Linked DNA regions of Homo sapiens: region 2 is linked to region 1. Evidence: chromatin contacts called from ENCODE Hi-C or POLR2A ChIA-PET data. All regions are on one chromosome and are shown on one strand. Each heading gives the region's core, a stretch centred on a gene start or an enhancer-like site at or near the end of the contact. The rest is flanking DNA. Distances are from core to core; before and after follow the strand shown.

Region 1 (5,316 bases), core at 1,646-4,145:
CCACCTCTACATGTGGCGAAATTTTATTTAACCCTCAGAGCTAAGCTCCATCCCCTTCTTCTCAACATGTTCCCTATCAGTTTTTTCTCCAGCCAAAGCACTCTACTCCCCCAGCACATTATTCATTCCAAAAGTGATTAATTTGTCACAGCACATAATGGTTAGTGGTTTATCTCTTCTGATGAACACTTAGTATGCTGAGCATATACTGTGTCTTAACTTCTTTGTCTTCCCAGCACCCAACGAAGTGTCTCGCCATAGCCAGCACCCAGTAAGTATCTGCTGAGTTGTTAAATAATGCAACATTTGCAGTTGTAACTTTACACATCTTGGTTAGCAATTCAACTTCAGGTTTACATACCACTCAAAAGAATTTTCACATAACAGAAGATGTTATAAATAAAGACCAAGGGTTCAATATTCAGCAGCAGGGTCTTTAATTATTCTGAAATCTCTTTGGTCAGTATTTTTAAGCATCGTTCATCAGAAAGACTCCTTTCCCAACTAACATTTGTATATTTTACAGGATCAGCAGTAAAGACAAACCTCAGAGAGATAATCCCAAGCAAAACTATGTCACTGAGTGTGACTGGATGACTATTGGTACATCATTTCAGTAAATTTCCAATACAATGGCCCAAGTACATCAGGTAGATTTTAGATAATGAGACATGCACCACTGACTACCTAAAATACATGCACATTAGTGAGGCATCGATTCCAATTAGTAATTGAAATCAAAAGTATATTAACAACCTGATATTGGTTCAAGCGTAATATCCTTTACTTTCAAGTAAGGATAACACTTATTCTTGTCAAAGACTGTACTCTGATTAATACAACCTCTATCCCACCTTACAAGAAGGCTGTATCTTGTTAACAGTGGGATGCTGATAAGCCCGCCTTAATCCTTAACACTTTGCCTTCCCAACCTGCTAAGCCATCTCTCTCCAGTATTCCCCTATAAGAGACGTTCCGCTCCAGTTACCAGACATAAAAGTCGTCTTGGTATATCCTCCAACAACCAAATTCACATTATTATTTTCTCAGCTCCTGGTTTATTTCCTAACAAATTTTAACTTCTTTCAGAGACCAAGTCAAATCTTGCCTCTTTCAAAGAGTTCCCTAACTCAGCCTACACATCCTATCTTTTCTGATTTTCTACCACATTTATAGTCCTCAAACAGCACTGGTTACCTGCTACTTAACTTGGTTTTATAATTATTTTATACATCTCCTAGCTAGACTACTGCTCTCAAAGGGAAAAAAAAGACAGGTCTTCTATGTCATTTTTCACTCCATAATCCTCCTCCCACACCTATCATGATACTGGGCAGAGGGAGGCACATGTATTAAGTACTTGATGGACTGAACTCAATGCTTTCTATACATAGATACACCACTTGAGCATAGTGTGCTATATAACAAATATCCATTGCATGCCTACTCTGTGGCAAGCACATTTTTCCTATGTGTTAGACATAGGGCAAGGAGGAAAACACAGATGACTCCTGTCCTAAAAGCTATTACAGTGGAGGGAGGAAGACACTTTGAATTCCGAGTAATCTAATAAGTGTTACAAAGCAAGGTTATTACTGGTTCCAAGAGGTAACATACTTTACAGATTCTCAGTTATGAAACAGAATCATAGAATTTTAGACCTAAATGAGAACCTTGAACTTATTTTCCTCTATCCTCTTACACAAAACATTAGATTTCAGTACAGCCTATCTTTTCACTGGTTCTACAAATTGCCTTAATCAACAGAAAGAAAAGACTGGCTTCTTCCCTGTCTCCAATATTCCTCGCTCCCAAGTATGGTAACCACAACCCCTATACATCTACCCATGATAGAGTCCAGAGCACTGAGAAGACAGCACAGGGCTGAGGATGAGCTACACCTTTACATGCTGGGTTCTCCCATCATCAACACTTTCCGCCCACACAGTGAACAGAATCCGTATTTTCTGCCCAGAAAATAGCAGCCTGTACTGCCTTTAGGAAAAACAAACAAAACATGCTTCCATACTTCCTTGGATCTACTAATGACAAAAGCACAACACGGTTCTGGGAAATATAGCAAGATAACTAAGTCTATGAGGAAGTAAGAAATGAGGATGCCTATCAGCACCTTGGTCTCAAAATCTGTAACAACAATGTACTAAAACGCCAAGGAAACACATGCACATACATGTGAAGTTAGAAACTCTAGGCAACAGGTTGGCTGCCCCGGATCTATACTGACAGGTCGCCCTCCCAAGGTCGTGGGTGTGTCTGATGCCGCACGCAGGCACTGATTCACAACTCTCTCCATAACAACCAGCTCCTACTCAGAGGCTGGCCAGGGCAGGGGAGATGAGGGCCCCAGCAGTCCCAAACTTTCCAAACCCCCACCCCGGGGTCCCGGGTTTCGCCTCCTCAGTCCCAGGCAACGTCGTCTCAGACAGGATACGAGACTGCTAGGGAACCTGGGCTGCCCCTGATTCGAACTCCTCTCTTTGGGAGGCTGGTAGAGCCACCCCGAATCCCCGAAACGTCTACTTCCCACTACACCTTCGTGGACTGCGAACGGGACGGCTACCGCTCTCCCAGAGCACCCGGGCCCAAGAAATGACCCTCGTCAGGCCCCGTCCCAGCTCCTCCCCCGCCCCCGGAAAAAGCGGCGGAGGGGCGGGGGGCGGTGCGCGCGGATACGGCGGGGGCGCGCGTCCCCGCGCCGCAGGTGCGGCCAGGCCCCACCTCCCCTGCAAGGACCCGGCTACTCACCCCAGCGATGCTCCTCTGAGACCAAGCTGCGACACAGACGCCTCTTCCGCCCGCTCCGCACCCCTCTCTGCGCCACCGCCCCCTTGGCCGCTTCCGTGGCCGCCGTCCTCGCCGCCGCCCCGGCTGCTGCGGCGCGCGTCCGCTTTCACGCACTCCGCCGTGGCCGCGCACGCGCCACTGCGCGCTGGCGTCACTTAGCAACCGATCGACAGCGGGCTGCTGGGTCCGGCGATGCAGGCCCAGAAAGTCGCCTAAGGCAGCTTCCGCGGCTTTTTCGCATCGGCCCGACCCTCTGCCCCTCCAGAACAGGGGGCCCCAGGGTGTGGCTGCCCTGCCGGCACCTGGCTCCGGGTAAGTCGAGTCACCACACGTCACTGTATGGCGTCACCGGCGCACGTCACTACGGATGAGAAGGTCCTGGGCGCCTGTGGAGTGACCTCGTCCAGACCGCCGCAGACCCGATCGGCAAGTTCTTGGAGGTGCAGGAAGGTTCTCCAAGGAGTAGGACCAGAAAGGGATGAGAGCGCGAGCGCGGTTAATGTCGAGGCTGCTAAGTGATGCTCGTTAATTTCGCAGCAGGGTGTGACTGGCCCAGCCTTGACTCTCAGTTTCCTCTCTCAGTAAATGGGCATAATAATACCGGTCCAGCCTACGCTGGAGAATTGTGAGGTGAAAATGAAATAAGGTATGCAAAGGTACTTTGTAAGTATAAAGCCCATTTGACTTGGTGGCTCAAGCCTGTAATCCCAGCACTTTGGGAGGCCGAGGTGGGCGGATCGCTTGAGCTCAGGAGTTCGACACCAGCCTGGGTAACATAGTGAAACCCCGTCTCTACAAAAAAGACAAAAACTAAATGGGCATGTTGGCGCGCGCCTGTAGTCACAAATGCTCGGGGGGCTGAGGTGGGAGGATCGCTTGAACCTGGGGAGTTCAAGATTGCAGTGAACCGTGATCGCGCCGCTGCACTCCAGCCTCTGCAGTGAGAGCAAGACACTGTCTCAAAAAAATGTATTTATCTATCTACATAGATAAGAGTCCTAGAAATCCGGGTGCAGGTCTGACTGTAGCTGGTGTAGGAAAGTCAGTTATCCCCGACGCTGGAGCAAGCTAGGGGACCGCCCTTGCAGTTGTTGGAGGAGACAAATTGGGAAGGACTTAATTCCGGGCAAAGGAAGCTTCATGAGTAAAAGTAGAAAGTGAAAATGGTCAGGAAAAGCAAGGCTTGGGGCAGGGAGACCCATTTTTAGGCCATTGCAGTACTCCAGACAAGTGATAAGAACATTAAACAAGGCATTGGCAGTGGGAATAGAGGAGGGGATAGATGTTAGCGCCATTAAGGTGGTAGAATTCACAGCACTGAGTGCGGATAAATGAGTAGGCCAGGTTTCTAGCATGAGTGCTGAGGTAGACAGTGGTAACATTTAGCAAGATGGCAAGCTACATGAGTCTTGATTATCCACAAGTGTCTAAGTTACTATTATAGATAGTGATGGTGACATTTCTTAGGAGGATGACCAGATATGTGGAGTATGATGATGAGTTCAAATATGGATATGTTTGTTAGGGAAACATTTACTCTCCATTCACAATGTCTTTCTTCCATATGGAATGATATCCATTAGTGTAATACTCTCCTGGTTTCTCTTATACCTGTCTGCAACTCACTCTTGCCTAGAGGAGTGACTTCCTGATTGGTGAACTTAAATGGGAGAAACTGGACATGTGGCATCTATCCCATTCTTTTTCTCTTAAAAGATAACTATCTTCAGGGAACTGTCCTGGTGTTCTTTTCCGTTTCTTCTGGAGCAGGGCCTGTGGGTAGGGACAAGGGTGCCTAGTCCAGGGCTACAAAGAGAGTATATGTATTTAATTCCAGAGTTTGGCATTAGGAAGCTGTCTGTCCACAGATAATATTTAATACCAGCTTTGTCAGCTGTGTTACACAGAATAATGATCCCCCCCAACCAAAAAAAAAAGGATGACCACACCCTAATACTCAGAACCCATGAATATGTTATATTATGTGGCAAAAGGGACTTTGCAGATATGATTAAATGATGTATCTAGGGAGATTATCCTGGATTGTCTGACTGGGCTGGAGGCAGGAGGGTCAGAGTCAGAGAAGGAGATGTGATGATGGAAGCAGAGGTCAGACAGAGATTTGAAGATGCTATACTGTTGGCTTTGAAGATGGACCCAAGAAACGCAAGCAAATTGTAGATGCGGGAGAAGGCAAGGAAATGGATTCTTCTCTAGCACCCTAAGAACACAGCCCTGCCAACACCTTGATTTTAGGACTTCTGACTTCTAGAACTGCGAGATAAGAAACTTGTATGTTTTAAGGTACCAAGTTTGTGCTAACTTGTTACAACAGCAATAGGAAACTGATACAGTCAGTAATAAAGATAATAGTTGGTTTCCTGCAGCTTTCTCCATTACCTGGAAAAGAAGGGTACAATTCAGTAGGTCCCCTCAGAGACTATAGCAATATGACTGTGACCTGATGGAACCTCCACATCTAGAGAAAAATGTCCAATAAACACTCAAACT
Region 2 (5,217 bases), core at 685-3,184, 1.1 Mb before region 1:
CATTGTGCAGCTTCTTGTCTTCCCCAGGGCCAGAAAGAAAGTTACACTCAGGGCCTGTTCCCTTGAAGCCGATCTCTTTTTTCTCTGTCATTTTCCCCAAATTCCAGTTCTTTTCCTCTCACATGGCAATTGGTGTGGGACTGAGTCCAGGCCAGGGCTATCTTGGCGGCACTGTGGTAATTAATGAGCAGTGCCCTAGGGCAGGCAGCCTGGGAGGCAGACTCAGGGCCTGGGGCTGCGCCTTTCTCCCGGCCAGCCTGGAGGCGGGAGAGGGAGAGGTTTCTGTTTGCCCAGACAACCCCCAGCAGGCTGGCTTCCTTCTCTCTCTCCCTCCCCACCACCTGCAATGAGTTGCTGCCCCAGCCCATGAGATGCACCATAGCCTTCCAGGCCCAGCAAAACCACACTCCGCCTTGTGAATCTGAGAGCCCGGATTCCCTCACTGCAACTCCGGGAAGGCAGGAACCATATCTGTCTTCCTCAGTGTCACCACCTGACACCTTCCTCAAAGGTGCTTTGGGACACAGCATATACCAATGACTGCTAGACTCTGTGGAGGAACGTTAGAATGTTCTCAAAGGTCTTGACAATGTTCTGTGGGCCTAGTGGGTCACCAGAGTTTCCCAGCAGGTGAGTTTCATGGCCAGAATTCTCCAAGCGTCCTGGGGTGTTTGGGGCTGGCTGGCATCTTCCCTTGCTTTTTTTTTTTTTTTTTTTTTTGAGATAGAGTCTCACTCTGTTGCCCAGGCTAGAGTGCCATGGCACGATCTCAGCTCACTGCAACCTCTGCCTCCCAGGTTCAAGCAATTCTCCTGCCTCAGCCTCCCGGGTAGCTGGGACTATAGTGCACACCACCAAGCCCGGCTAATTTTTGTATTTTTAGTAGAGACGGGGTTTTGCCTTGTTGACCAGACTGGTCTCGAACTCCTGGGCTCAAGTGTTCTGCCTGCCTTGGCCTCTCACAGTGCTGGGATTACAGGCGTGAGCCACCATGCCCGGCAGCATCCTCCCTTCTTTCTGCAGTGTTTGCTGAGAGCTCTAGCAGCCTGATGAGCCCCCTCCCTGTGGGCTGGAAAAGAAAGTGTGGACCCTGGCTCATCAGCAGCATGAGATATGGGATGCAGCAGGGTGACGCTTGAGAGGCCTGCTTCCCCAGCTGCTGGGCACCATTCGTGCCCACCCGGTGGGGGAGAGCCTGCGGGTCATGGGCCTAGCGACAGCCTAGCATCAGAAGGCCCTGAGCAGACTGATCTCCGTCGCCTCACAAGACAGGTCACTTCCCTCCTGAGCTTCCAAGCCTTTACCTGAGCTGTTTTCTTGTCCCTTAAGTCTGTTGGTATTGAAGTCTGGGCGGCCTGACAGCCCTGGCAGGCAGCCCAGAGGCCAGCGCCCCAGGCAGACACTCTCTCTGCCTTATTTATGCAGCTTCGCGGCCGCTGCGATTGGGTGGCATTTGTGAGCACAAAAGAGAAGACTCGGGCATTCAGAAGGCCCTTTCAGCAAAGGGCGCCACAGGCCTGCTGGCTGGAAATTCTCCTGAGATCGGTTGGAGTCTATTTGCAGGCATGCAGGCATTTCTGTTTGCTTCCTGACCCTGGCCTCCTGGGCACTGGGGCGGGGAGGGGCAGGCCTCTGCATTCGGGGACAGGAAGGAGGGGGTTGGCACAGAGGTTTCTGCCAGAGCCTCCCTGCCTGGAGGACCTGGCCTTGTGGTCTTCCCCAGGCCCATGTGCCCTGCTTGCCTGCTCTCTCACCAACAGGGTGATGAGGTGGCATCCACTGGGGTCAGTCCTGTGCCACCTGGCCTCCCCCTCCCTGCCTCTGCAGCCCGCTGAGAAGTGAACAGAAGCTGCTGCAGTGTGGCTGGGAGTCAGCTAGGAAGGGCCAACCCCCTTAACTGGTGCCCCACGTGACTGAGGCTCCTTGGTCACATCATGATCTGTGGTACCCAGATCAAAGGTCCTGCCAGCAGTGCACCAAGCCCTCCTCTTGGCAGGAAGCAGCAGACTAGAGCAAGTGAGGGAGAGTCGAAGCTGGCGGGGGGGTTTTCCCAGACAACAGCCTGTCCCGTGCTGCTCCCTGCCAGCCCCAAATCAGGAGTCCCCCCACCCCCGCACCACCGTGTTTCTAGTCCTGAGAGTGATGGGCTGGGGGATGGAGCCTCTGAAAATTCCACGAAGGTATGGTGCCCGGTCCAGGCATGCCCTGTGGCCGTCTGTTGTTGATTTTTAAATCTGTTCACCCGGGAGTCCTAGTTCAGCTCAGCAGACAGCAGTATTTGCTTATTAATTTGTTTATTGATTTACTGGGCTGTACTTGGGGCTTCTCCCGGGAAGGACTCCAGACGCGCTGTGCCGCCCAGCATCCAGCCATCCGTCAGACTCAGGTTTGAGCTTAAGATGCCACAAGGCCTGCAGCGGGCAGACCTAGAGACAGTGCAAAACTCCCGGAGGATGGACTGGGCCATGGGGCACTGGAGAGACTGAGGGCAGTCGGGGAGGAGGGAGGCTGCCTGCAGCAGCTGCAGGACACAGGCACGCGGTACCGTGTGGGAATGGCGCCCCTGGAGTTGTGCAACTGGGCACTCCTGGTTTGGGCCTCTCCCTATAGAGCAAGGGTAACAGATGTCTTCTCAGGAGAGGCCCTTCTCTGTCTCAGATCGTATTTAAGAGGCCTCCTTCCAGAGGCAGGGGATGGAGGAGAAAACCAGTCCAAGGTCTTCGGTGCCCCAGAGGCTCAGATTCATGTCTTCGGATGGGTTTTCCAACGTGCCAGGATTAAGTAAGGCGAGGGGTGTTTCTAGCAACAATTCTCTCAGCTCTTGCATAATAATGCTACATTTTTTTTAAAAACCTCTGAGGACACGTCTGTGGCTTTGTCGCCTTTCTGAGGCATATGCTGACTACAGATTGTGGCAGCAGGATGGAGGGGAGGGGAGGAGAAGCGAGAGGAGGCCGCAGTGTCAGAACAGAATTCTGTCACGGATGTAGAAAGAGCCTTGCCTGAGGACTTGTAAGAGCGAGGTGGCTATGAATGTGGACTTGGCATGAGGCAGACCTGGCGTGAATCCTGGCTCCCTCATTTATGAGCTGGGCAATCTCAGGCAAGTTACTTACCCTTTCTGTGCTTCATCTCATCCATAAAGTGAGAGTCAGCTTGTCAGCCTCATAGGACTGATGTGAGGGTTATAGACGAGACAATGTAAGAAACACATTAGTATATAATTAGTTGCTACCTCCTTATCACACATGTAAGATGGGTGATGTGATGCTTCCTGACGGAACTCTCATCCCTGAAATGAAAAGAGGGCCATGTCTGAGTAAACCCAAGGCTTCCCTTTTCAGATCCGCCTTTCTCTTTGGCTGCTCTGGACTTCCCTGGGCCTCCCTGGTGCTGTTATGTTTCCCTTTCCCTCCATGTCCAATATTAAAACCTCCTGATAGGTCTACAAGCCAGCATGGATGAACAGGAGGCCTTGGAGGATGCTGGGTGTGGACATGGGTGCTCAGGTCAGGAGAGGGAAGGGGCGGTGGGTGCCCTCAAACCCCGCTGCCTTGTGAGAGTGGAGCATGCAGGCTGAGGAGTCCCACTGCCCAGGCTCCACTCCTAGCCCTGCTGGGCACTGCCGTGCATCCTTGAGCAAGCAGCCTAATCTCCCTGTGCCTGGTTTCTGTATCTGTGTAAGGAGGCTATGATAGTACTGCACTTAGCTCGGAGGGTCGTGAGGGTAAGCCAGCTAATGCGTGTTACACACTTAAAATATGAAGCACCCAGTATAGTTCCAAGTCCTCCCCAACATCTGCCATCATTCCTACCCCCTCCCTGAGCACACCACACTCTAGCCATGTCCAGTCGTGGCCTCTTTGCCTTTGCACTTGCTGTTCCTTACCCAGGAACGTTCTTCCTCCCAACCTGTCTAAGTCTTTCTCATCATTCAGAGCTTTGTTCCACTCACTTTGGAAAAATCTTTCTCAGTCCCTTGGGATAAAATTTACCCCCCCCCCCCCCGCCGAACTCCCCAACTCTCTGCATGTATCTATCTCAGTTATAGCACTGTCTTCCCTTTCCCTCCACCTCCCACCAAAGGCCTCCCCATTCTTCGGGACTTGATGTAGATATCACTCCCTCCAGGAAGTCTTCCTAGATCCCCTCCCACTGTTCCCTCCCCTGCGTTTCCTCCCACAATACTCTGTGTCTACACATCCTCACCACACTCTGATGGATGGGTTGGTCTCTTTCTTTGTGTGCCTCCCCCAGCGGATTGTGAGCTTCTAGTGATGCGTCTGTATCAGTTAGCTTTAGCATGAGCTGTAGGTCATGAGTAGTACAACTCCAAATATTGGCTCATGCAATTTAGCAGTTTTATTCTTCTTTCGAAAGTCTGCAGTCTGGGGCTGGTTGGTGGCTTGGTTTGATATGGTCCTCTGAGGCCCAGACTCCTATTGTCTTGTTGTTCTGTGAGGGGTGACTTCCGTCTCCTCACAGTCCAATGTGGCTGCTTTAATTTCAGCCATTTCATCTACTTTTCAGTCACCTGGGGGAAGAGTGAGTGCCAGCCATCCCTTAAGGAGTTTCAGAAGCTAGCACTTGACACTTCGCACTGTATTGGTCTGAATTTAGTGAAAGGGCTATGTCTAGCTGCAAGAGAGGCTGAGAAATCTAGTCTTTATTCTGTATGGCTATGTGCCTGGCCAAGAATTCCAGGAATAGGGAAGAAGGGGAGAGTGGAATGGGGGCAACCAGTAGTCTCTGCCATAGGGCCCTTGCCGCATTCATCCCTATGTTGTGCCCAAGCCACCCCATAGCACATTACCTGGCACATAGTAAACACTCCATGTTTGCAGAAAGAAAGGCCTGTATTGACAGTTATAGCACATGCGTTTGCCTCCTTGACTGGAGTAGGTGTGTGGCGGCTGCTGATTGATCCATGTGTTCGCCTCCCCAGTTCACTCATTCAACAAATATTTGTGCTTCCTATGCACTGGATGTTGTTCTAGATACAGGGATGAAGCCATGAATAAAAGAGGTAGAAGTCTGTACCCTGGGGCTCACATTCCAGTGGCTTCTATAGTGATAGCAAGCACTGCTCGGCCAGGTGAGGTGGCTCACGCCTGTAATCCCAGCACTTTGGGAGGCTGAGGCAGGCAGATCACCGGAGGTCAGGAGTTCGAGACCAGGCTGGCCGACATGACGAAACCCTGTCTCTACTAAAAATAC

Evidence for each region. A loop is a pair of places that touch in the nucleus more often than their neighbours do. ChIA-PET counts read pairs that join two places held with the same protein, here RNA polymerase II (POLR2A). Pooled maps may share reads with other maps.
Region 2: a loop to region 1 is called in a pooled map, with 5 times the contacts of the local background. The contact joins the enhancer-like site here to the promoter of BTBD9 in region 1. A Hi-C loop is called at or near these places in 5 of 50 pooled maps. POLR2A ChIA-PET finds 5 or more read pairs at or near these places in 2 of 52 experiments (CD4-positive, alpha-beta T cell and T-cell).

What each region holds. Positions count from the first base shown.
Region 1 is chr6:38,637,034-38,642,349 of GRCh38, forward strand. It overlaps BTBD9 (BTB domain containing 9), which reads right to left and starts at 2,896. Exons shown (of 11, transcript NM_001099272.2): 1 at 2,767-2,896. LOC105375044 (a long non-coding RNA gene) reads left to right here and starts at 3,362. Exons shown (of 3, transcript XR_926767.4): 1 at 3,362-3,451. RefSeq lists a silencer at 2,559-2,758 and enhancers at 2,858-3,358, 3,159-3,238.
Region 2 is chr6:37,514,762-37,519,978 of GRCh38, forward strand. All of the region lies in intron 1 of LINC02520 (long intergenic non-protein coding RNA 2520), which reads left to right. Among named protein-coding and RNA genes, the nearest start is that of LINC02520, 10 kb to the left of the region's middle. RefSeq lists enhancers at 562-1,346, 1,347-2,131, 2,004-2,053, 2,144-2,523 and a silencer at 4,798-4,969. Within about 2 kb of position 1,935, at least 20 of the 41 ENCODE cell types and tissues checked have a DNase peak (open chromatin) inside an H3K27ac peak, as active enhancers do; they include CD4-positive, alpha-beta T cell, where a contact is called at or near this core.